2 separate regions of the Homo sapiens genome follow, and region 1 is linked to region 2. The links are chromatin loops, found by intact Hi-C in ENCODE. Cell type or tissue: dorsolateral prefrontal cortex. All regions are shown on one strand. Each heading gives the region's core, and the rest is flanking DNA. Links, peaks and the distances in the headings are about the cores only. Region 1 overlaps CFAP61 (cilia and flagella associated protein 61). Region 2 overlaps CFAP61 (cilia and flagella associated protein 61).

Evidence for each region. A loop is a pair of places that touch in the nucleus more often than their neighbours do. Peaks named below come from ENCODE experiments on the same cell type or tissue, not always from the same donor. Only the 100,000 strongest peaks of a DNase experiment are listed, where the experiment ranks them.
Region 1: it touches region 2 in a loop (2.2-fold over the local background); 2 of 110 quality-filtered maps call a loop at or near these places.

The regions. Positions count from the first base shown.
Region 1 is chr20:20,329,321-20,344,707 of GRCh38, forward strand. CFAP61 (cilia and flagella associated protein 61) reads left to right here. Exons shown (of 27, transcript NM_015585.4): 26 at 12,511-12,601. Among named protein-coding and RNA genes, the nearest start is that of INSM1, 31 kb to the right of the region's middle. RefSeq lists a silencer at 5,227-5,426. In dorsolateral prefrontal cortex, for the core only: no CTCF peak of the experiment used is centred there; DNase peaks (open chromatin) are centred at 4,711 and 8,971; H3K27ac peaks cover 1,816 bases.
Region 2 is chr20:20,216,944-20,232,330 of GRCh38, forward strand. CFAP61 (cilia and flagella associated protein 61) reads left to right here. Exons shown (of 27, transcript NM_015585.4): 18 at 11,306-11,433. It overlaps LOC105372554 (a long non-coding RNA gene), which reads left to right and starts at 15,003. Exons shown (of 2, transcript XR_937310.3): 1 at 15,003-15,387. In dorsolateral prefrontal cortex, for the core only: no CTCF peak of the experiment used is centred there; no DNase peak of the experiment used is centred there.

The sequences.
Region 1 (15,387 bases), core at 4,397-12,396, 110 kb after region 2:
AAAAAAGGAATGGACTCATTCCTTGTCCTTTGCCCCTGTTCACCTCTCTGTCCTGTGCTCCTGCTTCCCTGCACCTCTGAGCCAGGGCCTGGGAATATCTGCAGATCTTTTTCCTTCACTCGCTTCTCCCTCACCTCCTAAATGTGTCTCCAGTCATCTGCTGCCATTGCAGCTGCATTTAGCAGGGCCCCTTTGCTTCCGGCCATACCCTGTCCAGTGTAGCCTCAACATGGCTTCCAGAGCACCTGTTCTGAACCATAAATAGGATGTCCACAGCACTCACTTGTTTAAAGCCTTCCCATGGCTTTCCATCACTTGGGAGATAAAGTCCAAGCCCCATACACAAGCATTTAGAGTCTGCCCCGCCCACTGCCCCCCACCTTGCATCCGACTGGACGTTAGAGCAGTCAAACCACCTGTCATTCCCAGCAGGCCCTGCCTGCTTTGTGCCTCCACGCTTTCCCGGGCCTGGTTTCCCTTGCAAACACCGACTCCTTCTCCAGTGCTTCAGTAGATCCTCCCCGTGCCTCTGTACGCAGCGCCTGTAAGTGATGGCGGAGCTCCCGCCTGCTCTAGTGCAGCCATCATCCCACAGTATTGTACCGTATTGTGGTTCTCTTTACATGTCCGTCATCTCTTGCTGTCAGAGCACCTCTGGATGCTGGGCCCACTGCACATTCATCCTTGCATTTGAAATGATGCTCACAGGAGGCGGTCAACAGACTCACTTTCTTCACCTTTCTATCTAGACCAGTGATGTCCAGTAGAAATATAACAGAAGCCACATACAAAATTGTACCCTTTTTAGTGGTCACATTAAAAACATAAAAAGAAACAGAGAAAATTAATTTAATAATATATTATATTTAACCCAAGATATCCAAAACTATTGTCATTTCCACATTTAGTCAATACAAAAACAGTAATAAGCTATTTTACATTTTTGTTGCATTATCTTCAAAATTCAGTGTGTATTTTATACAGGAGGTACATCTCAATTCAGACTAGCCGTTTTTTGTTTGTTTGTTTGTTTTGTGACAGGGTCTCACTCTGTCACCCAGACTGGAGTGCATGGCGCCATCTCAGCTCACTGCAACCTCTGCCTCCCAGGCTCCAGTGATCCTCCCACCTCAGTCTCCTGAGTAGTTGGGATTACAGGCATGTGACACCCCACCCAGCTAATTTTTGTATTTTTTTGTAGAGACAGGGTTTCACCATGTTGCCCAGGCTGGTCTCGAACTCCTGACCTCAAGTGATCCGCCTGCCTCAGCCACCCAAAGTGCTAGTATTAACAGGTGTGAGCCACCACACCTGGCCCAGACCAGCCACATTTTAAGTGCTCAGAAGCCGCTGGTGGCTCATGGCTCCTGGACCAGACCATGGGGGCTTCAGCAGGTGCAGCGGTGGGCCTCTGTTTTCCTACCTGTAGAACAAGAAGGTTGCCAAAATCTGTAATCTCTTATCCCTCCCAGCTCTAAAAAAATGGGGCTCTGATACCTTGTGAGGAATTCAAGAGAATGTCCTCTCTCAGAGTGAAGTGTCCTTCACCAGCTGGTGAGCTGGATCCCAGCAGTTTTGTTAACTGTGATCACTTGGTTAGAATGGAGGCTGCAGGTTTCTTCCCCTGGAAAGCTGCTACTTTGAGATTATTTATACAGGTATTTTTACCTTCATAACTAATTAGTGATACTTTGAGACTATATAAATACCTTATGTCTCATAATTTCTTCTACAAATTTTAGACTCCATGGACAATTCTTGGCTGAAATAACTATTACTGCACTGTTTACCAAATGGTGATTTTTCTACTTCCATAATTCTTACATATTTATTACTTAGCATCCTACTGTAAGGAAGAATTGTCCCTTCTCCTCCGTTTATTTACTCATTCATTCATCTTTATCATTGTGGACTTAAGGATTCCTGCACTCTTCTGTGGGTTGTAATCCATTACCCTCTTATTGTGTTTTGGTGAGATATGAACTAGGAATATGTTAGTTAAATTTTCATGCTTGATTTTTGGAAACCACAACCCTGAAATCCTAAGAGTGACAAAAAAAAGTGAAGAAACAGTTTGTGGTTTATTATTCTCTCTGTAAAAGCTTTAGAAAAAAAAAAAAAGGAACACATTAATTAGAAAAGCCTATTTGCTGAAAGAGAATTATTTTTAACATGTATTCATTATTTATTTTTAAAATTATTTTAAACACATTTCAAACATGGTGTGTGTGTTCTGTCCTGGTCAATGATATTTCTACTGAGCACTTGTTCAGAATTTAAAGAGCCATTACTTTAACCAAAGGAATAATAAGGGAGTGAAATATCTTGCTCTATGGAGTTTGCTAGTTCTTGCAGCCTCAGCCTCACAAAAGGTCATTCTCTCTTGCTCCTTTGTCCCCCTGACTCGTGGGGGTTTATATGTGCACATATACACTTTTTTTTTTCTTTTCCTACAGAAAATAGATAGGAAATGGGCATGATTGTGAGTGAGGCTGAGTGGCCGCCTGGCCTAATGCTGGCCTGGGCTCTCTGCAGCCTAATTAAAGGAAAATGGTTGTGCTCTCTATGAAGAGAGAAGCAGAATGAGAGCAGACAGGCACAGGAAGGGAAGCTGAAGCACTAAGAGCTTCCCCTTTTCTGCAGAATTAAATGCTAACCTTGCCTCATACTATTAGTGCTGAACTTATATAACAAATCAATGTAAATAGCTGGCCAACTTCCAGGGCACTAGATTTATTGTGCAAATTCAATTAGTGCAGCCCCTAAGAAACCAGCAATGTGCAAACAAATACTGTAGATGGACTAAAAGGGAAGAGGCAGAGCACTAAGACTCAGTCCTGTACCCTGACGGCAGACATTGCTGTAAGGCACTGCCAAACCCAGCTTCCCACCATGGCAAAGTGTGTGAATGACCCGCGGCTGTGCTTTCAGGATAAACTTAAATAGAAACAAAATTCTTAAGTGTCTAAACATTATGCTATTTCTACAAGAAAACTGGTTCGCTCTGGCAAGTAAGACCAAAAGTCAGACAGGTCAGAAGAAAATTCAGCCTGCTTGGGCTTTAGAATGCCTGGGCCTTAATTCCGGGGCCACTTTTCCCAACTGCCATCTCAATATGTTCAGTGAACAACTGGTTTAACTATTTTGATTTACTTGGCTCACCCAGTGTAGTAAGCAGGCAAAACAGCAAAGAAATAACTCCATTTGGACAGTTTGCATTTAATTTTCATCAATTCAGACACAAAAAAAGTAAGGCCTCAGTTTAACAATTTCCATGCAATTTTTATTTGTTTCCACAGAATTCTTTTTTAAATTAAAAAAGGTCTCACTTTGTTGCCCAGGCTTGAGTTCTGTGGCATGATCATAGCTCACTACAGCCTCAAACTCGGGCTCAAGTGATCCTCCTGCCTCTGCCTCCCAAATAGCTAGGACTACAGGCACGCACCACCACGTCCAGCTAATTTTTATTTTTTAATTTTTGTAGAGACAAGCGTCTCCCTATGTTGCCCAGACTGGTCTCAAGCTCCTGTCCTCAATCCTCCCACTTCAGCTTCCCACAGCACTGAGATTACAGGCATGAGCCAATGTACCTGGCCCATTTCCACATAATTCTTTAGTGAAAGACAAAACTTCAAGAAAGCTAGTTACGATGTCCTCTTACCTTTATTGCTCTATAAAATGGCAGGCAAATTAATTTATGCAGTACTTTCAAATGGAGGAAAAGCATTCCCTGAGGAGAAAAACTGCAGTTATGCCAAAGAAAGACTTTCTTTGAATTAAGCAGCAAACAAAAAAGTATTTTAATATTTTAGTTTCTAATTCACACCAGAAAGGATGTGAAGCAGCCTACACAAACATATGCAATAGGATAATTAAGAACAATAGCAGTAATAATCATTGATACGGAGCCTCTCCCCTGTGCCAGGCATAATGCCACATCTTTTACCTGGAGTGTCTCCTTGAATTCGGATAGTAACTCTTGGAACAAAGGACCATCATTATCCCCGTTTTACAGCTAAGAAGACTGAGACTAAGAGAGACTAACGCTAACTAGCTCCAGATTACATAAGCTGACAAGTGGCAGAGCTGGGGTAAAAAGAAAAAGGACATTAGTAAATGGGAAACTGAGGCCAGGTCAGCAACACGAATCTGAGCTGAGATGGAGAGACCACCAACGCAAGCATCGGTCTTTGTTTAGTCAACTTGCATCCTGAGAATGGATCACCAACTCAGCCCATATGTGTGGCTTCCCACTCCTTAGAGATCAGAGCAAGGAGAGAAATGTTAGCACTGGCTAGATTCGTAATTCATGAATTAACATATTCCATCTTCTAAGCTGTTCCCGGGCTGAGTGTCTGGGATTCAGAAAAACAAATGGACAGCAGACAGATCCTTCAGGTAATTCTTCAACATTCTGAAAACTAAGACTCTGGTTGCAAGGGTGGCAGGGAATTTCTGGTCCCGTCCAGAGCAAATGTGACCTGATGAAGGCACAGAAGGTCAGATTCCATGTTCTTATAGACATCAAAGGACCTAAAGGAAAACTTGTGCTTGCAAGAGAGCTCAGCCTCCCTCCCTCGTCAGGGGAGGTCGTGGGGCCTGTGGGCTGGTCAGGATTTCCCTCCGAGACAGCTCTGGGTGTTCAGCTCACAGACAACACACATCATGCTGGTCCCAGTGGCCTCCAGCAGAGGCAAACCATGCACTTGGAGCAGAGAAAGCCTTGCAAAGCAGTGCCTCCCAGCACCAGTGCTGCCAGGCAAGGGAGCCCAGGGTGTGGGAGGCACCTAGTTTTAAGCAATGTTAACTTCTTCTTTTTTTTTTGAGACAAAGTCTCGCTCTGTCGCCCAGGCTAGAGAGCAGTGGCACAATCTCAGCTCACTGCAACCTCTGCCTCCCGGATTCAAGCAATTCTCCTGCCTCAGCCTCCCAAGTAGCTGGTACTACAGGCATGCACCACCACACCCTGCTAATTTTTGTATTTTTTGTAGAGACGGGGTTTCGCCATCTTGGCCAGGCTGGTCTCGAACTCCTGACCTCAAGTGATCCGCCTGCCTCGGCCTCCCAAAGTGCTGGCATTACAGGCATAAGCCGCTGTGTGTGGCCATAGTGTTAGCCTCTGAATTCCCAGGTAAACCAGGATCATTGGCAAAACAGTGCTCTGTAGCATTAAGAGAGAGGAATTTTACAAGCCATTCAGAAAATAGCTGATTTCTGCTGAAAATTAGAATTTCAGTCTTAGTGCCAATGAATTGTAAGCCGTTTTTCTGCAGAGCAGGAAACATCTGAGGCCAGCTCTGCATTGTGACAATGAGACCACAGCCAAATTATATTTCGAGGCTGCTGCTCTTTCGGTTATGTAAATCATAGCATGTGACAATTACAACTGGTCATCAAAGAACTAGTTGGTTTTGCTTTCAAAATCATTAATCTTACCTTTCTAGATCTGCCTCAAAGCAATCAAAAAATTGACTAGATACGGATTCTTGCAAACTCAGGCTGAACTCAAGGAAATATTCAGTCCGATTTCCATCTCAGTCTTTGGGATTTTTTGTTGCAGGGCATCAGGGCTGTGTCTGCTCGTGTCATGGGGTCTCATTTCCAAGCAAACCCAGGAATAACTAGAAATACTTACTTGTTCCTATTCTTATTTTTGAAAATTGTACTGAAATGCATGAATTTACATTCTTTCATGAGTAGAATAAAATGATCATAACCCTACCTGACAGTGTGAATGCAAATTGTGCCTGTTCTCTGCAGTTAAGCCAGGTCGGGCCAGATGGGAACATGTAGGACTCTGAGGATACAGGGAGTTTCCCACTGGCTTGGAGGTAGAAGTCACACATGGAAAATATTCTGTGGGTTTTTTTCCCCAGAGTGTTCGGTTTTGGAGTAGTTGGAGTCTAGAGTGATAAACATGTTCTAGCTCTGGAAACCTCAACCAAAAACATCTCCCAATTTTCATAAATTTAAGAAAAGATTTTTGTTAAAAGTAGATGCTGTAGAGTCTTCGGGGTATCACAGCTGATAAAACATCCATTCTCTCTTTCCCCTTCAGGAACAGAATTCTGATTTATAAGGAAGTACATCATATCTAAAATAAATGACAGTGGTTCCCAGCCTCCCATGCAACCAAGAAAGCCATATGGCCAACTATTGGCCAATAAGATATAAATGGAAGTGCTTTGTGAAACTTCCAGGAACTCTCCTTAGAAGAAAGGAGATGAGTCCTCTTTTTCCCATACTTCATCCCAGAACATATATGTGATGGCTGGAGCTCAGCAGCCATTTTGAATCATGAGGCCAAGGCCCCTATGAATGTACTCTGCTCTGATGTCCATGGAACCACCCTGGCAGCCCTAGACTCCCCATCTAGACCTTCTCTACCTGAAAAAAGTACACTTCTGCCTTTTGAAAGCCACAGTTACTTTGAAACTTTCTGTAATTTCAATCATATCTAATCCTAGCTAATGTAGGGGATACTTGGGAAACTGGGGTGATTAAGAGAGTTGCTAGAAAGACTCGGGAAAAAGCATAAGGAAATAAGATTTGGTTGCACAGTTGTTCAGAGCATGGGTTACACAGAACTATGGGTAGGACCTAGTTCAGCCACTTATTAACTCTGTGACCTTGGGCAACTCATTTAAGCTCTCTGAATCTATGTCTTCATCTGTAAAATGGGCCAGCATGTCCCACTTTCTAGGATTAGAATTAGGATGAAATGAGATAATGCACAGAAATGGTGTGCAACAGAGTCTGTGGGTTTGTGTCCCCAGATGAATCTAAGTGTGCCTCCAGCATGAAGCTATAATAGAACAGGATGCCTCCCAGAGTGTAGCAAGCACCCACCAGGTGGTATGCAGGATAGCTCAGGCAGCACAGCCACATCTTACTAATGATGGATTTGTTCCAACAGGAATTAGAATAAAACATAACGAGCACATCAAACCTGTGATTTCATAGGTATCATTACTTAGGACAAGACAAAAGTAATTATTTCAGTTTTTTTAAAGACAAATCAATGTAAAGAAAATTTTGGGCCAGGCCTGGTGCCTGTAATTCTAGCTACTTGGGAGGATTACTTGAGGCTAGGAGTTTGAGACCAACCTGGGCAACATGGCAAGACCCCGTTTCTGAAAGATTCCAAATAGAAAATTAGGCAGGTGTGATGGTGTGCACCTATAGTCCCAGCTATTTGAGAGGCTGAGGCAGGAGGATCACTTAAGCCCAGGAGTTTGAGGCTGCAGCGAGCTATGACTGTGCCACTGTATTCCAGCCTGGGTGACAAAGCAACAACCTGTCTCTAAAAAAAAAAAAAAATTTTAAGAAAATTTGGAAGTATTCAGTAATGTAGTCACACAGAAAACGATTGATTCCCAAGTGACTGAAGTTTGGCAAACACTAGCCCAAGAGAGGTAGCCTAGGGATGAAGCTGCAGAGAGGACAAAGAAGTGAGGTCAAGAGGGCCACAGTGCCAGGCCTTGTGGAACACACTCCAGCCCCCACCTCCCCAGCGTGCACCCCTCTGCAGCCCTGCCATGCCAGGCCATCATAAGTGGCTCTGACATTCTCCACCCCCACCCACCATGTGTGCATTTCTGGGGGCAGGGGCTTTCTCTCACCATGGTACCCTCAGTGCCCTTCACATGTTTGACACAGGCGTGAGGGCCATATTCGATTCATGGCAAAGAATTGAACCCTAGGTCTTCTCCTTCCTTGCAACCGTTAATGTCAGAAGCTCTGAAGACACCTGGGACAGAGAAGAGAGGGAGAAAAGTTTACGTGGAAGCATAGGGAAGGAAGGGATGTTTGTTGAGGGGTGGTGTGATGCAGCAGAGGAAGAGGACCAGAGGAAAGCAGCCACTGGAAATAAGGAAACAGGGTTTAGGAAGGCCTCACTAGACCTGTTAGGATGGATGCATGGATGGATGGATGGATGGACAGAATGGGTGGGTGGATGGATGGATGGATAGATGGATGGATGGATGGATGGATGGATGGATGGATGGATGGATGGATAGATGGGTGGGTGGGTGGATGGATGGATGGATGGATGGATGGATGGATGGATGGATGGATAGATGGGTGGGTGGATGGATGGATGGATAGATGGATAGATGGGTGGGTGGATGGATGGATGGATAGATGGGTGGGTGGATGGATGGATGGATAGATGGGTGGATGGATAAATGGATGGATGGATGGATGGATAGATGGGTGGGTGGATGGATGGATGGATGGATGGATGGATGGATGGATAGATGTGGGTGGATGGATGGATGGATAGATGGGTGGGTGGGTGGATGGATGGATGGATGGATAGATGGGTGGGTGGGTGGATGGATGGATGGATGGATAGAATAAAAAAGAAAGCTAGGACATGGTTCTAGTGTTCTTAGCAGACGTCCCACCATGGAAGAGGTCATGGAGCACAGGGGCTTTGGGAAAGGTGTTTACAATCCTGCCTGCCTCTCACCCAGACCTCTTGCCAGGGTTGGCACACCCAGATGCCTGCTGTGACCAATGGAGAGGAGCAATTCTGGCCAGACTGGTGGGAAAGCAAGGACGAACCACGGAGGCCATCCCTGGCAACTGAGCTGACAGCTGCCACACGAAAATGAGGACACAGCATTGCCTAATCTGACTCATCAAAGAAAGGCCTGAAACCCAAATTCCAAATGTCATTCAGGCCAAAGTAGATGCGTCCATATATCATACCTGGCCTTGGGTATCTGTTTGCTACCATGATATTTATCACTGCCTGCCTTCTGTGTATTGAATGGAGACAGGACACAGGCTGCTTCATAGAGAGGAAAGCCCCACCAGCTATGCTCCATCCTCTGGCATCACAAGATTGACACTCATGGCTGAGCTTGACGTTCGGGCAGGCATCTTAGAAGGAGAACAGTCTGCCCTCCACCGTGCCAGAAAAGACACATACAAGCAAGAGCATCATTCTCTAAGGAAACCCGCAGGCCTCCCTGGCGGCAGCTGCCTGCCTGGAGAAAAGTGGCTCCTCCTGACTTTCCAGCAGCCCTCTCTGTAGGCGTGAGTGTCAGCTGGGGAGCCTGTGAACAGCTCTAAAAGTAGACACTTTTTTTTCATGCCAAGAGAAAACTAGAATGCTTTTTGTTAAAAAAAATCTTGGAAAAAGTGATATGTTTCTTCCCTGCCACCCGCCTCCTCCTTGCCACCTGGTGCATAGTTGAGCGCGGACCGCCACGCTGTGCCAATGCTGGAAAGGGCAGACCTGCAGTCGCAGCACTCCTTTCCTGCTGGCCAGGAAGGCCTTGGCCTTGGACTTGAGATCCCGGCCTTTAAAGGACACCTTTACCACTTCTCTTTCCCCGTAGATGTGTTGGACTTTTTCCTACAATTTCTCCCAGTGTGTTATGTTGATCAGCTTTCCTCAGCCTTCAGCGTGTCTAATGGCCAAGCCGGCCTTCACATCCCCACTCAGTTCATGAGTCTGTCGATGTAACTGCCTGGATGAGCAGGCAAGGATGACCTCTGGAGACGTCTAGTCAATTGCTTAATGATCGGACTATATCGACCAGAAATGGTTAATTCAGTTCCGCAAGTCAAAATCTCCCAGGGCTTCTTGGAAAAGTGTATTACTTGCAGAAGTGATGGGGAATTTAAGTCCTCCCAGATAAACCAGGCTGGCCATTGGCAGCATGAACAGAGACAGTAATGTCTTCTATTTCAGTCTTGAAGAGGTATAACTTTTTTCTCCCAGCTGTGCAAAAATGATTTTTGTGGCATTGATGCCCACGTGCACACAGCCCCTTAAAAAGCACGTTGGAGCCATGTGCATACCTGGCCCTCTCTCCTGAAGATTTCTAGACGGCAGGCTGTGTGGGTTACTTCATGGCTCCTAGTAGTCTTCCCCTTTTGAATATAAATTGGGGGAAAAAGTTAATATTTTTTATTTTTAAAATTCACAATATTCATGGAAATACAAATTTCCCAAAAGCTCATCACGAATGCTGATAGCACCATAGTACCTGGCGGCCAAAAATGCAGAAACCTGGCCCTAAGCTTCACCAGGATCCAAGATGCCCCTCTCCTTCCTATGGATACAGAAGGAGCCTAAAGCATAGAAATCGTTCAACCTGGGGGAGGTCTAAAACTTTTATTTTTATTTTTTTAGAGACAGGGTTTCACTCTGTCACCTAGGCTGGAGTGCAGTAGGCTGGAGTGCAGTGGCGTGATCACAGCTCACTGCAGCCTCGAACTCCTGGGCTCAAGCGATCCTCCCACCTCAGCCTCCCTAGTAGCTGGGACCACAGGCATATGTCACCACCACACCTGGCTAATTTTTTTTTATTTTTTATTCTTTGTAGAGATGGGGGTCTCACTGTGTTATCCAGGCTGGTCTTGAACTCCTGGTCTCAAGTGATCCTCCTACCTTGGCCTCCCAAAGTGCTGGGATTGTAGGCATGACACATCATACCTGGTTCCTAAAACTTTTCTTAAAGCAGAATTTCTTCCTAACATTCTTGTATCAAAAGGAAACCATCTTCATTTGACTCAACATTACGATCAATTGTAAAATAGGTTTGGTTAAATTCAGAGCTTTTCCAGTTTGAATGACGAAAGCTGCCATGCTGCTGCTGTAGGATGATTTTAGGAAGCCCACAAGATCCGAGACACCCTCACTCCTCCTGGCCACCTTCACCTGGGAGCCTGTAGCTGGTGCTGAAGTTCTCCTTGGATAGGGGAAAGCAGCCGGGTCTGAGCCCTGCCCTCACCATGCAGGTCTCTGCCAGGAGCTTGGGCCCCGAGGCCCAGCCCTGGGCCAGCCATCATGGGCACCTGGAGTGCACAGCCTCAAGTCGCAAATCCATTCCCTTTAGAGTTGCTGGCAAGTGTGATGTGTATTGTTGTGTGGTTGGGAGAACACCACTCTATTTCTGAAATAAAACCTGGACACTAGGATTTTTTTCAATGTTTTACAAAAATTGCTACACAGCCCCCATTTTCTCTAATACAATTCAAGTTCCTCCAAAGTTAATTTGCCAGGGGTTCAGAGGGAGGCAAGGAGAGAGGGTGAGTAGGCAGATCACAGAGGGCTTTTTAGGGCAGTGACGCTCTTCTGCATGATAAGGCTGTGGGAACCTGGGTGTTTAGATGGAGGGCCAGAGCTCGTGACAGACCACAGTGGGTTCCCAAGGAAAGTGGGACTTCACAGAACTCCCTCTCTGAAGCAGACGATGAAGGGTCCCCGACGGGCAACACAGAGAGCAGAGTTTAAAGGCGCCGGGCAGGGAGCATGGCCCGAGAGCACCTGGGCTGTTGGAACAGGCAGCACTGGAAATGAGGAAAGCAGCGAGCAGGCGGTTCCGCCACCAGACGGAGGTGGCCGTAGACCCCCAAAACCAAGGGGGTGGGAGCTCCGATGGTGCCATGGAAACAAACATGGGGGATTTCAGCCGCTGAGGAAAGACAGTGTGTTAACAGCTGGATGAACATACCACCTAAACAGCAACGCGGGCAAGTCAGCAGGAACTGATGCCATGTTCTGATCCAGCGAGTGGGCGTGGGGTGAGGCCTGATACTGCTGAGTGCCAGGCTGTCCCTAACACAGACTCTCGGCGTCGTATCTGTCCTCTAGTGCCCCCGTGGCCCCTGGGACACTTTACCTCCATCCCTAAGAACTAACTTTTACGTCTTGGAAAACGGAAGGTGCCCATTCACGTGGGGGCACCAGGTTTTTCCTTCCCCTGTGCGCACACACAACATCCATAAACAGTAATAAGGGCAGCTAGCTCACATCCAGAGGAGAGCAAAGCCCACCCGAGCGACGTGGCTTTGACCCTGAAGCAGTTAAGTTCCCTGTTCCAAGACACTTAAAGTAAGAGTTAAAATACCAATAAGAGTTCTTGGTTATTCCAAAAATGCATCAAATTTTCCAGTTAAATAAAGGATAATCTTATTGTTCTCCATATAAGGAAGCATTTCAACTTTCAGTGAAAAGTTAGCAAATATGAACACCAAAAAATGCAGCTCTCCTACAAGAGATTCAATTAAGCGTCGATGCAACCGTGCGAACAGCATGTTGCAGCACAAAGGCAGCCTGTTTTTCTGGCCATTATTAATCTAGAAAGCTTAATGATGAACAACATTTGTGTTATTGTCTACCCAAATTTAATTTATTTATGCAGCAGTTAATCTTGCAATCTGTTTTTCTCAAACGAGGGCAGATAATGGAGACACCGTTCTTTACAAGTCTTCAGGCTTTTAAATTCTGATAAAATCAGGATTCTTCACTGGGTCTTGCCCCAGCTCTGAATTAAACCACTTTAAATGTAATTATGGGACCTGGCCTTACAGCAGGAACATCCATTTAAAAAATTGATTGGTCAGGCTGTTCCACAAGACATTTTATGAGCAAACGATTGCAATGAGGCCAGAACTGTAATTTATAAAGGCAAAAAAGCAGGTAAATACTTTATTAGTGGTAATGAGAGGGTTGCCAGCTCACTGAGTCTCTTCTTTCCTTACCAGCTACTTCACCGAGCCGTGGTGCCTGGCCCTGTTCCACGATCGTTTTATTGATCTCAGGAAAGAGTTACGCCAAATCTTAGCCTCCAAGGAGGTAAGAGTGATTAATGGATATGTGGATTATTCCTTGCAAATTATAAGCAGCTGATAGCTGTTGATCATTTAGACTTTTCCCTACATTCCCATTTTATGGTTTTACTTTTTAAAACAACAGTATCTCATATAAACAAACTGCGGAGCATGTAAATGCAGACTGTGTTATTTCAGGGGAAGTGATTTTATTTAAATCTTTTTATAGGGGGCAAATTTCTTTTTCCTTTTTTTAAAGAACTGTATTTTTCTGATCAGCTCAGAGTGCTGGCAGAAAACTGAATCTGAGTTGCATCTACTTGCCCTCAAGAACGAACGTTGCATTCCTTTAGTTTCTGCCTGTGTTTGCCAGCCATTTGCGGAACATATGTGTGTGTGTGTTCTTTTAAAGATGTACAGGGAAGCCATCCAGTGTGCCTCAAAAGCACACTCCTTTTATAACCAGAACTTCTTTCTCAAAATACTACAGAATTAACTGGACATTAGGCTGCGTAGCCCAAGGGCTGCACGCTCAGCAAGAAATTTGACCCCAAGGTATAAATAGTGAGGTATTTGTGAAACTTTAAGTTAAAATATTTCTTTCAATATGAGAATCTCTAGCAGAACTGTGGAACGTTAAGAGCTGTGTTCAGTGAGTGGTTGAATCTCCAGCCTGGCTCTACCCTGCTTCACTCAGCCAAGTGCCGGGGCCTGGGTTAGCTTCTACCTCGTGTTACCGTCTACATAGGCAACTCCCACATCTCCATTGTCACTTCCTCCTGGGAGCCCCCACGCGCCTTATTGGACGGCACTGCTAGGGAGCGCGCACCCTGTTCCCAGTGCGTGCCCCACTTAATCACAGCTCTTGCTGTGATTTAAGGAGAGTGGAGAAGCCACTGTTATCATCTTGACTTTCCCAGTGAAGAAACTGAAGTTTAGAGGGGTTTTTGGAGTTTTTTGTTTCTGTTTTTGTTTTTTTTTTGAGATGGAGTCCCCCTCTGTTGTGCAGGCTGGAGTGCAATGGCGTGATCTCAGCTCACTCCAACCTCTGCCTCTCAGGTTCAAGCGATTCTCCTGCCTCAGCCTCCCGAGTAGCTGGGATTACAGGCACCCGCCACCACACCCAGCTAATTTTTGTATTTTTGGAGAGACAGGGCACCATATTGGCCAGGCTGGTCTTGAACTCCTGACCTCAGGTGATCCGCCCGCCTCGGCCTCCCAAAATGCTGGGATTACAGGCGTGAGCCATCGCGCCCGACCAGCTTAGAGATTTTAAATCAGCTCCATGGTAACACAGCAAGCTTCACACTCCGGGGTGTCTCACCCCAAAGCTGGGAACATGGTTACTGAACCATACAGGGCCGAAGTGCGTGTCCTGGGACCTTCTCCTCAGTGCCCCCACTTTTCAGTTTCACTCCCAGGGTCCAGCTGGGAACTGTAAATCATTTCCTAATCTGAAGCAGGCTTAGATTGGGAAACAGAGGTTTAAAGTTAAAACCAAACAGCAGTGGCTTAGGATCCAGCAAGTAAATGCAGCTGAGGGAAGTGGAGGGCTGGGTGGCTGAATGCCCAAGTCAGAGGCTGCTGAAGGCGTGCATGTGGCAATGGAATCCACTAAAGATGCTGCAGGCCAAACAGAGCCCTACACTTAACCCAGGGCTGCAGGAGGCCAACCTAACTGGAAACCTGAACCCGAGTTGTAAGGCTGGGGCTCACTGAATGCTCAGCTCCTCAGACACCTTCCTTCCTTGCAGAATGTCATCCGCAGCTTCCTACTGCCCCTACAGTAAAGGGCCCTTCGTTTCCAAGTGATCCCATCAAAACTCTGTGCCTCCGTCTTTCTTAACCCCAGATCTGAGCTCTTCAGTTAACATTGTGCACAAAGCCAGGGGGTTTTAGTCTTAAAGCTTAAAAGGGAAGCCATGGAAACTGTCAAGCCCAAGGCATCCACCACGTTTCATACAACTCACTGAGATACCCTCAAACTTCTACCTGTGTACGGATATTTGCTGTGGACCCATTTATGAACTCAGTGTGGACAGCAGGCCCAGGCAGCAGACCAGAAGTGGCCACGGACCTTTGCCCAAGACACACTAAAGGCCCTCCAGCCATTCTTGTGGGTCTTGTAGATTTCCAGAAAATGAAACCTCCGGAAGAAAAAAATCTCCACTGGAGGATTTTTCTATTTGCAGCATTTCGTTTGTCAAATGGGAAAGGCCACAGGAAGTGGTGATGCATAGAGTGGTGTCTGCCTAGCTCAGCTGGACTATGCAATGTGGCCTCTGCCAGACCCTCCCATTCCTGCAGAACCGTGGCCAGCCGTCCCACCTCAGAGAGCTGTGGGGGAGTAGCAGAGGGGAAGTGTGCGATGGCACAGAAGAGTGGCCCAGTGAGTGCTGACCACCACGAGCAGCAGTGGAGGTGACAGTGGAGAAGGGCTGCTGTGGAAACGACAGCCACACAATCAGATATACAGGAATTTCACCAAAGAGTCTGGTATTAGGAAAATAAAATAAAATGAATAGCCTGCACTAAAGAATAATCATAATTTATTTTCTCAAATATTGAAATGAGGTACAAATGGCCAACAGGTATATGAAAAATGCTTAACATCACTAATCGTCAGAGAAATAAAACTCAAAACTGCAGTGAAACATCATCTCACCCCAGTGACAATGGCTTTTATCCAAAAGACAGGCAGTAACAAATGCTGGCGAGGATGTGGAGAAAGGGGAACCCTCACATACTGTTGGTGGGAGTGAAAATTAGTATAGCCACTGTAGAGAACAGTCTGGAGTTTCCTCAGCAAGC
Region 2 (15,387 bases), core at 4,491-12,490:
CAGCAGTGGCCACTCCCATTTATTGTATTTCAGCTTCCTTCCTGTTGACGTTTCTGCTTAGCTCTCTTTTCATTTCTATTTAAAAAGAAGGTGGATTTGTTTTATTCCTCCCTCCAAGTCCTTCACTTGAACCAAGAGGCTATTCCATTGAATCTGACCAAATTCCTTTGAACTTTGTAGCCTTAGCATACTCTGTAGGAATTTTCAGAAAGGCTTATTCTTTCAAAACAATCATTGTGCATTGCTTTTACAAAAGCCCAGCGAGCCTTTTGGTGTACAGAATTTTCAAGTCATGTGAAAGAGAATACAAACCATTGTTTGCATTGAGATGAAAGAGATATGCTTAATTTCTTCAGACTAAGTCAGAGATACAATTGGATGTCAACAGAAATAGTGAGCCTAGCTGAAAGACTAAAATTGTGCATGGAGGCACACATTAGAAATTTAAAATAGAGTCGCGCATGTTAGCTTGCTCACAGGACACATGTGTGTTGAAAATATCCAGGAGTGAAAATAAATATGAAATAAATATCCAGGAGTGAAAATGGTGGCAAGATAGCAAGATTGAAAAGTTGTATCTGTGGAACAGCACTCACTTGGACCAAACTTCTCAGAAAAATGAGTTTTCTGCCACTGCTATCGTTGTTCTAGCAAATGAACCAGAGGCCTAAGCCAGCAGAGCAAATAGCCACTTAAGTTACTGGGCCTGAGCAAACAGCATATTCCCTGGGGGAACAGAAGTTCTCATCTTATTCTGTGTGCAGAGATTTACCAAATAATGTTGCCTGAAGGGAGGTCGTGGTGTGGACACAATTGGCCATCAGCTTTCCCTCCCAGCCTTTTGTCCCAACTCCTTCTCCTCCCTTTGTGTCTCCCTCTGTGTCTGCTTCTTGTATTGCCTCTGCATGACCATGCAGCCTTCTCCTTTCAAAGGTTGCTCTCAGAACATAATCTGCAAATCCATTCATGTAGACTGACCTATGGGTCAGTGGGTGTGTCATCCTTCCAAATCCTTGCCCTGGCTTTTCCCTCTCATCCAGAAACTTGTTCCCTCTTGTTCACCTGGAAATATCCCATTGATTCTGCTAAATTTAGCTCCACTGTCACTTTCTCCAAGCTGCCTTATGTGACTTTTCCTGCTGTCCTAGAACAGTTAAACTTCAGCTGATTCCATGGCTTCCCAGCTGATATGGTTTGGCTGTGTCCCCACCCAAATCTCAACTTGAATTATGTCTCCCAGAATTCCCACATCTTGTGGGAGGGACCCAGGGAGAGGTAATTGAATCATGGGGACTGGTCTTTCCTGTGCTATTCTCGTGGTAATGAATAAGTCTCACGAGATCTCATGAGCTTATCAGGGGTTTCTACTTTTGCTTCTTCCTCATTTTGTCTTGCCACCACCATGTAAGAAGTGCCTTTCACCCTCCACCATGATTGTGAGACCTTCCCCAGCCACGTGGAACTGTAAGTCCAATTAAACCTCTTTCTTTTATAAGTTACCCAGTCTCGGGTATGTCTTTATCAGCAGCATGAAAACAGATTAATACACCAGCTGAGTCCAGAAAAACTTCCTAGGTGAGCACAGCCTAAACTACTGACCTACAGAACCATGAGCCAAATGAATACGTACTCTTTTAACCCACTGTATTTTGGCTTGGTTTGTTACACAACAGTAGCTTCCTGATACACTACCATTGTCACATGTACTGCATTTTATTTGTTTACTTGTCTGTCCCCCAACCTAATGAGAATTCCTTAAAGACAAGAACCATGCCTCATTCACACCTCAGCATTTAGACCAATTGTTGGCATCTGGTAGATCCTTGATATGTATCTGTCAAATTGAAATTGTTGAATTAAGCTCTGCTAAAGTTTTGGTGGTAGAATTTCAGACATCAGGATACTGAATAGGTTATCTCAATGCCCTCAGAATTGCTTCACACATTCAGTTGCCTTCCCCACTAACAAGTTAGACTGTCCTTGTTGCTAGTGTTAAAGATAGTGGGCCCCAGATGGAGTCACTTGTGCTAAAGTTCCACTTTACCAATCTGAAACTAGGTTATTTGCTTGAAATATCTGACCTTCTGAGAAACCAGGAGAGAGGTGATATTCAAATCCCATTAAGCCAACAAGATTTTGCTTACATCTCTCTAAGGAAAGTAATATCGAAATGACCAATCCACTACTTGTTCATTGTTCCTGTATTCCTTCACTTTTTTACTGCCGATAAAACTTACCCACTCTGTCTAGCTCATCAGAGCTCCTTTCTGTTTTGTAGGTTGGATGCTGCCCAGTTCATGAATTGCTAATAAAAGTCAATCAGATCTGTGAAACTCAATTTGTTGAAATTTTGTTCTTTGACTCTAGAATATTGATTTTATCCCAAAATTTTTTTTCCAGAGTTGCTTTTCTAGTTGGAGAAATGACTCTTTGGCATAGTAACTCTTTGCTGTATAGTTTAAGTTGTTTCTATAGGAATAAGGGCAGATTCCAGCCTACTTCCAGGATAGTAAGTACAAAATATTTTAAAGTCTATGGCTAAATAGCAACTGTTAATGCATCTCTGATATATCATATGTCCCACCATTTATGATATGGATTGGAAAGAGAAAAATGACCTGAAATTCTCTTTCCTTTAAGCAAATAGTACTTAGATGATGCCCCATACATTCTCCAAAAACCTTCCCCTTACTGTTTTTAGGATGGGAAAACAACCAACAATATAAATTTTTTTCATTTCACAAAAATCTGAGAATAAATTTACCACAGATTAGTTCATATATTTCTTTGATTTCTTAACTCATTATTAAGACATTCATAATCAAAATGTGTATTATAAACTTATATATGCTATGATATTGTGATAAAATAAATATACATTTGGTCTCTGTCCCCAGCTCCTGGTCAGAGCTCCTGAAACACTTGTACCTTCCTAAATGATAAAAGCAACAGAAACATCTTTTGTTACCATATTTTGTTTTCATTCCCCACCCCTGACAAAACTCTGGTGCAATAAAGGTGAGAGGAGCATCTTTTGTTATTGATTACAAGCTCCTTACAACAACACCTGAGTCTGTATATTGACAAAATGATTTTTGGAAAGTCTCTAAGGAAGGGGGCTGGTTGCCAGGAGAACCAACCATGTCATTAGAGGGTTGGAACTTTCAGGCCTACCCCCCAGCCTCCGCGGAGAGGAGAGGAGCCAGAAGTTGAGTTCAACCACCAGTGGCCAATGATTTCATCAACCATGCCTACACGATGAAGCCTCCATAAAACCCTAACCAAAGCGGTTAGGAGAACTTCTGGGTGGTAAACACTGGAGGTGCTGGGAGGGTGGCATGTCTGGAAAGCACATGGAAGCTCTGTGCTTTTCCCCCTGCCATGCCCTGTGCAGCTGGCTATTTCTGAGCCCCACCCTTTTATAATGGCCAGTAATACAGTTAGCAAACTGTTTCTCCAAGTTCTGTGAGCCATCCTAGCAAATTATCGAACCTAAGCAGGGGTCATGGGAACCTCCAGTTGATAGCCAGCCGGTCAGAAGTACAGGTGGCAACATGGACTTGCGATTGGCATGTGAAGTGGGGGTACAGGGAGCAGCCTTGTGGGACTAAGCCTAGGTAGACAGTGTCAGAATGGAATTGAATCATAGGACAGACACCCTGCTGGTGTCAGAGAATTGGTCAGTGTGGGAAAAAAACTCACACATTTGGCATCACAAGTGTTCTGAGAGAATGTAAAAGAAGTAAGGGTTTGTTTGGTTTTCCTTTTAATGTAGTTTAATACATGGAAGACAATTTTTGTTCTCTAAGAACTATCCATCATTTCAGAAGGGTACTGTTTAATAGGAAGAATGCCTTCCATCACTTTTGAATGTGTTTCCCGAACCTTTCAGCTCATGTCCTCATTTTATTCCAGTACAAGTAGTTCTTTCATGGGGATATAGAGCTTGAGAATGATTAGGTAGCTGGATGTTAAGTAGTTTGTTAAAGACATATATCTGTAAGGTAGTACTAATTATTACTTGTAGAACAATGCAAGTCAGGTAATTGGTTCTGTACATCATTTTTCTGCCATGGATTTACTTTATTCCTGCCTTTCCTTGTGTGTTCACCCCCAGAGAAGTCATTTCTCCAGTTTGTGGCTGACCCTGTATTGAGAATGATACCTGGAGTGCCAGCTAGCTGACACATGTCAGATAGGATTCGAGTAGAATGTTGCAGAAACCCGGAGGCCATTTCTGAACACTTTACACTACTCAAGGTGGCAAAGGAGAGACATGGAGCCATTTGAGGTTATCTTGGTTCATGTGCTAATGTGCCTTATATTAAGAATTAATGAATTTCAGTGTCTCAGAGAAGCCAACAGTGGATCTCCCTTGCCGATGTTTGTGTATTGCATAAAGGCAATCATATTTTAATGATCATATGAGCTACTTGTTTGGGGGCTATTATTTAATTGGAAACAAGTGAATTAACCACCTAATTCATCAAATCTAAGTTGCTATCAATTATAAGATGTACCTTTATTTTATGTACTATTAAGAAAAAAAATGCAGCCAATTAAATTGTAACACAACGTCTAAATGAGAGTCCTGAACAGCATGTGAATCAGTCATATAAGTCTTAGTGCTTTGAAATTTCTTTCATCTATTCAGAGAGGGGAGGCAATTTACGTGCCCTTCAATTGCATTATTTGCTGGGTGATGTGGAAAAATTTTTTTGCATGTGTCTCAGTAACAAAATGTAACACAGCTTCATCTCCTTGTCATCTTTTATTTGCTCCTGAAAGGCACTCAATCGTTGCATTGCAAGAAAACATGGAATTACATCCATTCCTCCAATGACTAATATTTGCTTCACTAATATCAAATTTGCACCTTGCTGCTCAGTTTCTGGGCCTTTATGGGAACACAACAATAAGCATTCATTTCAATGCCAAATCATGCTGTAATCTTTTTGAAGACATTGTCAGAAGCACTTAAACTCAACACATATTGTGCGTATAATGCACATGACTCTCTTGAAGTGATGACAATGAACAGCCATGGCCAAGCACCCATGCACAGGTAAGGACAACTATGCCACTGCTACTGCCTGGCTGACTGCTACTGTTGAAATGCTGTTGACTGTAAGGCTGATTTCAGGAATACCAGCTTAAAAAAATGTGCACACTAGAATTGATGAAATCCGGTAAAATCCCTCAACTTAGCTTCCAAATCATTTTTCTAATATAAATGTTTAAGAATGGCCACAAGTGAATGTCATAGGGTGGCAATAATTTTAGCTTTTAAAAACATGCAAAATAATGATAATGCCCAAATAGGGAATATGGGTATATGAGGGATTGAGACAGATGGAGTTGAAAAGAGAAATATAAGAAAAATGGAAGTGAAAGAAATTTACTCATTGAATCATAGAGGCTACCATGGCCCACTCTTTGACCCCTGCTACATGATTTTGAGTATGCTCTATCCAGTGTTAAGAAAAAAGCCAGTGTCCTAGAATCACCGTTACCCTCAGTGGATACCACAGACACAACAGTTTACACTTTTTCCGAAGTGCTGGAGCTACCAAATTGTTCTGAGCTTCCCAGTACCCCCAACCGAGAGGAAAGTTAAGTGAATCCTTCATAAAGCAAGTCTCAAAACCACAGCATGACCTCAACAGACTTATGCTCTGCGGGACAGAGGTGTTGGTATTCATATCATACTTTTGAAACTTTTTAATTATTTTAGTAGAAAGGCTTTTTGAATTGCATTTTATGCCTGTGGAAGAGATTCCAACTGATTGGTTCTATTTAAAATGTCTATACCCCCCTACCCTTTATTTATTTGTAATATTGCAATACTTTGCCTCAAAGAGGTCAACTTGAACTTTGAGCCGCACCACTGTAAATCTGTCATAATTTGTTTTGCTCAAATTGGGAAAACGAGAGTTTCTCAAGGAGAAAAGAGAGATAGAGAAGCATCAGAAAAATTACATTTATAAAGCAAAAGTAGGCTTATTACGGATTTCAGAAATTTTATTCCTAATGGGTTTGAATCTTTCCATCTTTCATTTCCTTGTATGGACAGAGCTCCCTTTGAAGTGTTTGGAAGCTTTCTGTAAGAAAAGATATATATACACATGGGTGTGAGCTGAAAATTGAGCTCATTGTTTTGCCCTTTTCAAACGTGTTTTTCAAAGATTTGCCTTTCATATTGCAGATGGGAGAGAGGATCTGCAATTTTACCTTGTGTAACATCTTTGCCTGAAAAGCTCAAAGTATTTGCAGACATTTTTAAAAGACTGGTTCCCATGTTTGCCTGCTGAGGAAAGCAGAGGTTCATGTAATTTACTACCATTTTATACCCGAGGAAACTGATATTTAGGAAAAAGAGGCTCAGAATTTCAACCAGTGGCAAAATTAAGAAAACAAGCCTAAACCTTGCCACCAAGCTAATGACACCCAGGCTAATGATCCCAAAGGTTGAATGTAACCTCCAAAAGAAATGCTATAATAAGAAAAAATTCACCATAGATAGACAGCATCATGATCCATTTTAGTATGAACCTTGTATGTATTATGTAGGATCATTTGTATTTATTTTTATTGCTCTCTAGTGTATCAGCCTATTTATTGTTTTAGTAACTCCCGATTTTGAATCTAACATTGAAATTGAGTTTCAGTAATGCTTTTGTAGTCATTCTAATTCATTCTAAGTGCAGAAGAGAAACCAAACCACATGCGGAAACACGGAACTTGGGTCTATGTATATCCAATGAAATTATATTTTGACCAATTTTTTTCTATACACACAGAACAGTTAACAAATGTGCCTAAAACTCAAAACTGTGTATTTCAGTTCTCTTGACAAATGTATCTGAATCATGACATAAACTCAACTGAGTGTGCACATCAACATCATCTTTACTAAAAAGATCAAATTTAATCCTAAGTAGTTATAATTACATCCAGATTATTCATTTGGCCATTTAAGCAAATGGAAATGAACCAACTAAAATAATTTGCAATACAGAAATTATGTCAACACCCTTTAAAAAGGGTCCATGAAACACAAAGTTGATGTATCTATTCTTTTACCACTTACCAAGTGCCCCAAAATGCATGGCAGAAATTGTTCAGCTAAAATACAGCAAATGCTCAAAACGCAAAGACATAGTTCCTGACCTCTAGGAGTTAATAGTCTAGTTGTAGGGTGGCAGGCAACCAAATAAATGGATAAAAGCAACCACAAACTCCTCCAGTAGTGACTCAGCTACTCACATGTACAGTCTTATTTCAGAAGCTCATAGGGAATTATAGGTAAAGAGGTTAAAACATTAACATTTGCTCATTTCTCTTCCCTATTTTCTCATCTCAGCCGGTCTCCCCTCCCATCTGACCTCCGAATCTTCCACATTCCTCCCCGCCCCGCAACCCCCAAGCTCAACTCTAGAATTTCCTAACAGGAGTATCAAATACTATCATTCCTTCCTTTCCTACCTAAGCAATGGAATCTATGGTTTGTATTTTAAAGTCATTATGAGAGTTGACATCAACTTTAAGGAATTTTTTTTTAGCCTTAAAAGGTTAGCTTATACACCATGCTGTATGGTTTGTTTTATCTTGCTGGGTTACTGTTGATCTCTACACTTAAAATCATCCCTTTGTCAAGAATCACTTGAAACCGGGAGGCGGAGGTTGCAGTAGCTGAGATCGCGCCATTGCACTCCAGCCTGGGCAACAAGAGTAAAACTCCATCTCGAAAAACAAATAATAATAATAATCTCTTTGTCTAAAATGCTAACCTAATGCCATTAGAAAAATAGAAATGTCTTGAAAGGATGTGGAGGTAAGAATTGGATTTCCCATCCATATTATTCTTGGTATGGTAGGTAGGTAAATAGCTTACAATTCGCCCTGTTTAATCTTTGAAATAATTTTCCATTATGAGGATCATTTAATTCTGTCTATAAAATGTGAGTCAAGAACTAGGGCTTTTATTTTTACTTTCTATGAAGGAAATAAGACCCAAAACAGAATCTCCAATGCATGGGACATTTTTTGGCAGATGTTCAGAGGGAGAAAAGGAAAAGCTGGCTTGACTCATAGGATCTTGCATGTCTGTTTTTCTTTCCCATGAAAACTTGTAGTTTGAAGGAACATAAAGGAAGAAAATATTCTGCTTTCATTAAAAAATAACCTGTGCTTCCTGCTTCTGTGCAAAATAAACCCTTCATAAAGCAGCAGAAGCCATCTTCATTTACAGTTGTCACTGAAGGATGTTTCCAGGCTGGGAAGAATTTTTTTCAAGGCATTTAAAAACCGTCTGTACTAATAAAAGAAAAACACGATTTTTTCAGGTCAGAAGACTTCATCATACCTGGCGATGGATATGTTTTTAATTAAAACCTGGGCACAAAATTGGGTTGACTGTGAATCATTGTGATGCCTGATCACTCTCCTGAGACACCCACCATCATTGGTACTGGTTGCCTGCTCTTGACACCGGAGGCCACTTTGTGTACTTAGCAGTTAGAAAGGTGATGTGTGAGGCCCGGCAGCTGTTGGTGTTACAGCTATTGTGTGGGAAACAAAAGCCATTCTGTTCTGTTCCCCAGCCTGCCTTTGTATCACGGATAGAGGAGCTGTTTCATAAATGAGGTATAATTCTTTACTGGAGAATTTCATTACTGCCCATGTTTCAATGTTAGCTTACACTTCCAACAGCAGAGGGGAATGTCTGAACATATCTCCTTTTGAAAAGAATCTTGGCTTCTGACCTCTGTCAAGATGCTTGCATTTTAAATCTGTTAACTAGACCTGCGATTAGATGCCATCATTACAACACATATGCTTCCCACCTTCCTTGCTCTAGACCACCCAACCTAAGGCTGGCTAGAGTGTATTTGCTGTCAGCCTGCCTGTCTTGGAAATTAAGCAGAGTACAGTACACACTGGCACCCAGGTGAACCAGTAGGAACTAGATTTCTCGCACAATTCCTCATGGATCTGTGCTAGGAAATTCTCATAGAGCAAATCAGAACTGACGTTTATTTGAAGAACATGCACTTTTTCACCCAAATGGTATATTTATTATTTTCATTTAGAAACTATATCAATCTAGGAAGTTTTCAGTAGCATATAAAAAACAAACTGGCCTAAACAATCAAGGAAGTGCAGTGGGCTGTGTGGTTCTTCCCAGCCTTCATCCCTCCCTGGGCTGTGTCATTTGCTGTGTGATTTTGAGGTTCCTCCTTCTAAAGGTGAGTATATTTCCCTAACTCATGGATGTTAGGCTCAGCTACATGACTTGCTTTGGCCAGATTTTAAAAGTATTCCTATTTTCACTTACCTTTCACTTTTCTGCCATTGCCGTGAGAAGAACATGCTCTGGCTCTCTTGCATCAAATAAGAGAAATGTGAGGCAGGTTTGGAATCTGCAAATTGGAGCCAGACCCACCTGAGTCCAACCTAGATCAGCCTACTTCCAGCTGACCTAGAATTGCATGAGCCAGAATAAGTGACAGTTGTTTTAAGCCAATGCATTTTGAAGTGGTTTCACAGCCCTATTGTGGCAATATCTGACTGATATGTATTGCTTATATAACTGAAGAGTCCAAAGGTAGTATGGGTTTCGGGTAGGGTTTGAAAAGAATTCCTGTTCTATTTCTGTGTGATTCTCTTGGGGCTTCAACCTGGGATGGTTTCCCTCTTGGCATGATGACCATAGCCATTTCAGGTTTCACGTTTACACCACGTGCCATCTAGAAAACAAGAAGGCTTCTCTTCTTCAACTATCATGCAAAAGTCCTGGGCTTCACTCTGATGAGGTCAACTTAGGTCACATGTGTATCCTGACCCAGTCACTGAGGAAAGAGAGTGGGAGTATGCCACGTGGTTTACGTGAATCAGAGTCCCTCTTGAAAATGGGAGTGAGTCCAATCTCTTCCGAAATCTGTGTTGTGCCAAATTAAAGGTGGGAGTTGTAGGGTGGAACAGATGTTGAGAGGTACAAGCAATGTTAATTATGGAGTCTGAATCTCCCACTTTTGTTTTAAATTTCTATCAATATATTGTTTGGCTCAAGCCATTTTCCTTCCTCCATGTTGCTAGGCTATCTAGAGACAGAGAAATGGGATTTAAGCTCTAGATCTGAGATGTTACCTTTAAATGGCAAAGCGCATGGCCACACCCATACCCCTACAGTACTGGAAAGTGGGTGGGAACCCAAATAAGACTTTACCATTATTCTGTCAGACTTCCAACTCCTGGTATCCCAGGGTTTTAAGAAAATCCAAAGCAGGTTTGACCTATCAGAATGCGGAGATTTCTGATGTAGAGGATGAAGTTAATGCTGATGTAATTAACAGCATGGGATGAGGTGATAAGAATATCTTTCCACTGACTTCTGGTCACCATTGTTTCCAATGAGAAGTCAGCTGTAATCTTTGTCACTGTCCAGACACATAGTAAGCACCAAAAAATGTGTGTTGAATCAATGGATTAAAAATAGAACCAAGATCTTTTGGCACATATCCCAATGTTCTTCCAAGACTACTCTATCACTTCTTTGTAAAACTTTACTTTGCACATTTAATGTACCCCTTGCAGCTTCTGCAGGGAAGTAAATGAAATCAATGACTAATTCAGGTAATTTTTGTAAACATGGACATTAACATGATCACCAGTTACTTTCTGTGCTTCTGAGAGGCCTCCTGACTCTGAAGTATCTGAAAGGTTGAACAACCCTAATAATTGAATGCATTTTTGCCATTTAATAAATGTTTGCCATTTTACAAATATTATTGAGCATCTACTGTCCACAAGACACCGCGTTAAGTAACGTGAGGGACAGAGAATTGAACATGAGCTAAAACTTGTCTTCAAGTACCCAACTAATATAATTTGTCACTCAAGGTTTCAGGGAAACTGTGGACAGAAGAAAAGACTTGGGACCTTTCATGGAACTACAGATTCTCAGGGAGTAGCTTGCCTGTCTCCTTGTAGTGTTACTTACTAGTTGTCTCTAATCATTAAGGATCTCAGTTCTGTATGAAACATCTGTCAGCATTAAGACAACATCTTGAAAACCAGCATTTTGATGTGACCTAGCTGGGATGTCAGGCATATCCACATGTTCTTACATTAATTTCTTAAAAACATCTTCCCATGCATTTTATGGTGGCTGTACATGGGCACTATTAGGTTTGTTTTGGTGGTAATGTCCTGGTTAGATAATTCTACATAGTTGCAAATTTGAGGGTATGAACACTGCTACGTTTTCTTTGACTCCTTCTTTGTCTTCGTATTTTTTTTCCAGATGAGTTATGCTTTAAACCATACAAACAGAAAACTAACATTGGAACCTAAAATTACTGTCAATGCCAAGATCATTGTGGTTGGTGCATCCAGTGTTGGAATTTCCTTCCTAGAGACATTGGTATTTTGGTGAGTTGTTTCACTCTATTGATTGATTGGTTTTTAAATAATAAAAATTATCTTCCTACATCTGAAGAGAACACCATCAGAGAACAGACCTGAGATTGTTTGGTACTCCACACACCCTGCCTATGTGGATGGATGAATCAGTAGAAGAATATTCTAGATCAGGGGTTAGCAAACTATAGCCCTGAGGCCAGGCCTGGCTTGCCAACTGCTTTTGTAAATAAAGCTTTATTGGAACACAGCCACACTCATTTATGTGTTGTCTGTGGCCATTTTTGTGCTACAATAGCAGATTAGATGGCAGACTCCTCTGCTGAGTAGTTGGAACAGAGACCATATGGCCTTCAGTGCCTAAAATATGTACAGTCTCACCCTTCCCAGAAACAGCCTACTGACCCCTTTTCTAAAGGAATGTTTTCCTTACTGGCCCGATCACAAAAACCACCTGCAGCATTTGTTAAAGATGTAGATTCCAAGATCCTGCACCCAACTTACAGAATCTGGACTCCTGGGGAATGGTCTAGGAATCTGTATGTCAATAGACACTCCACATAATCAGGCAGGTTTGGCAATGAGTTTTGACTTCATACATTACAAATACACTTTCAGAAATGGCATGTGGGCCAGGACCTTTCTTCCAGCCCTTGAATTTTGGATCCCCTGGAACAGGTAAAACCCTTCAGGGAATATGGAGGCCTGTGCATCTCTTCTGATGCTGTTTTCTCATCCCCCTCAAAGCACTAAACAAGGTTTCCTTTCAGAGCCCATTTTTCTGATGGGTGATGCTCAGGGATTTCCAGCATCCCCAGTCTCTCTCTCCATGTGCTCACTTGAGCACCTCTTTAATAGAAAACACCCTGGATTAGGGTCTGAGAGCTCGGGATCATGGCCTGGCATCATCAGCACCTAACATGGAGCCCTCAGTGTATTGTCTAGCTTCTCTCAAACTCGCTATCTTCATTTATTTTTTAAAAAGTTTCATAGATGTTTTAAAACCCTGACTTTGGGAACCACAGAACCCTGAATTAAGAGTCCAGTTTTTCCAAATCTTTTGCTCAGGATCACATGAAAAACTTTAGCTACCATTCAAAACTACAGGTGCTGAGAGGTAAGCAGGAGATGGGAAAATGCAGCCTACCATCACTCTTCTGGAAGCCAGCAGAGTTCTTAGCTCAGGACAGGTGGGGCCTTGTGAAGGGCTGGGTAAGCAAATGGATGGAGGAAATGACCCTCAAAAGGTGTATGTGCCTGGTTAACGTGGAGACGAGCTAATCCCAAGTGGTTATTTTGCTCATTTAACATCACATTAACCAGATAAAAAAAGAATTGATTTTTTCACTTTCTAGCCAGTTTGTTCAGTTCTCCAGAACATACTCTTAGGTAACTAGAAATAAATTATGAGTCATTACTGAAGTTAGTAACAGAGTTCATGTGCTTTGAATAATGTGGTCAGTCTGCAGCAATATTTCACTGCAAGCATGAAATGATGAGAAGCACCTAGGAATATTCCATTCCCAGGGTATGCCACGTTATAGTCTGAGTGCTTTACTTGTTCTGATGGGTCTCTTCCTCGAAAACTTTTGAACAGCAAGTTTTATGCAACCATTTTCGAATGATGAATTATTAAGGTGGAGCTGTGAAATTATAGCAGTTAAGAAGTTATAAACAGGTCTTAAATCTTAATTCAGCTATATACTTAGTCATAATGTTTTATTTAAATGATTACATTGAGACATATACAAGTAATTTTCTTTTTGTGGAGTCAACTTAGATCTAATAAAGACAAGTATAAATTTTGATGTAAGTATTGGGTCGATTAAATTTCCCAATCAAACAGAGCTTTTTAAAGCATTCTAAAATACTCATAATTCTCTATCATCATTACACAGATTACGTACACTAAAAATAGACTGGTATCAGTTTACAGATCTCTAATCCTTAAGAGAGGAAATAGTTTTCTCATTATTTTCTCTAATTATTTTAAGTCAGCAATCACCATGGTAACCTACTGCGTATTTTACTTTCCCAGTTTAACTGCCATTTGAACTTAATTTTATACATGATTTGAGCTGAAATGAAGAAATACAGTTTTCACCCAACACTGACCACCAATGAGGATTGAATCTACATTTTGGAAGCAAAATTTAGGAGAATCAGCCTCCTTGTAGTCTTTTTTGGTTTGTTTTTGTTTTTGTTTTGAGACAGAGTCTCACTCTGTTGCCCAGGCTGGAGTGTATGGAGCAATCTCGGTTCACTACAACCTCCGCCTCCCCCCAGGTTCAAGCGATTCTCTTGCCTCAGCCTCCCAAGTAGCTGGTACTACAGGTGCAAGCCACCATGCCCGACTCATTTTTGTATTTTCAGTAGAGATTGGGTTTCACCATGTTGGCCGGGCTGGTCTCGAACTCCTGGCCTCAAGTGACCTGCCCGCCTTGGCCTCCCAAAGTGCTAGGATTACGGGCAGGGGCCACAGCGCCCTGCTGCCTCCTTGTAGTCTTGAGCTGCATTGTCAGACTCAGCAGGGGCATCATCATTCCTGGAAAATCCACTCGAGGCTCAGGACAGTAACCTCTTTCTCCAGAAAATCTGGTAATTCTGTCATCTGACAACAAAACAAACACAACTTTGTTCTTGTATTATTTCCATGCAAGAAATTATAAAACACATTTGGTCTCCTCTTCAAAGGACACCAAAAGCAGTTTGTGTAAATTCCTATCCTTTCTTCCCCAAGTGCTGAGGTGCTACTGGGAGAGCTGAAGTGCTTTGCCCAAACTCACTCCCTGATATTCCCTAGGATGTAAGCTCCATGTGATGAGGCAATACTGTGGTGGTGTTCTGACTTTTTATTTTTTTAAGTATGCTATTTTATCTGCTAGCTGTGTGCAGTTAATCTGCACAGACACATCTCCTTGTCTGTGGTTGTCAGGCCTGAGTCCTGCGTCTTGTCCTTCCTAGGAGGAGCCTGTTGGGCCCTCCAGCACCGGGAGACATGCATGGCAGGCATTTTCCTGGGGTGTCCCAGGATCCCAGTCTTTTACTTCCCCTGCTGTCCTCCGTGCCCTCCTGCTCCTGGCCCTGGTGATCCCCAGCAGAGCCGAGGAGCCAGTGGCCCTGCTCTCAGAGGCTTCTACAGTCTCCCTCAGCCCTGCGGGAGACCTCCAGGGGTGGAGATGGGCAGGGGCGTAGCGTCATCCAGGGTGGGGTGGGCTCAGCTAATTGGTTCCCTCCCCCCTTGTCTGGTGCACTTGGCCTCTGAGGGGAGCCCAGGAGGAAAGGACCCAGCCTTCTTTCCTGTCACCTGCCCAGCCAGCGCAGGAGCATGCGTGTTTGTGGCAAGGATCAGGAGCTGGGCAGGGCAAGGCTAGGGCTGTGGGGTGGTGCTCTTGCATTGCAGGGCATTGAGGAAGAAAACACCAGCTTGTACTATGGGGTAGAGGGCCGTGAATTGGAGGGGAAAGAACAGATCTTAAGACTGTGTGTTCTTCATAATGCCCAAGACATTTAAGTGATAGATTTGGATTATTTTTAAATGACTGTTCTTGTGATTGGTGGGTTGTGTTCATTTGGCCACCCCGTTCTTTGGGACTGAAAGTTCCTGGCTCGGACACTATGATGTCACATGTGCATTTTCCTTCTCGGTGCTTCCATTAATAAGACTATTTAAAACCTCCAACCACTGGAGAAAGCAGAAAGAGCTTGGCCTCAGCCGTTAGCCCACCTCTGCTGCCAAGCAGTGTTGCAGCCCTGAGGGAGGAACTGTCCTCATCTGTGCTGAAGGAGAGTCCCAGCAGGGGCCCCCAGGTCCTGCCAGCCTGAAGGCGCCACCACGGTAGAAACTCCACAAACCCTCTCAGGGTGAGATCTGTAAAGTGAACTCACTATAAAGTGAACTCCCACCAAGTCTAGCATTGCTGAACTCCTCAACTGCAGTGCTTTGACTCTTTCAGGTTTCCACAA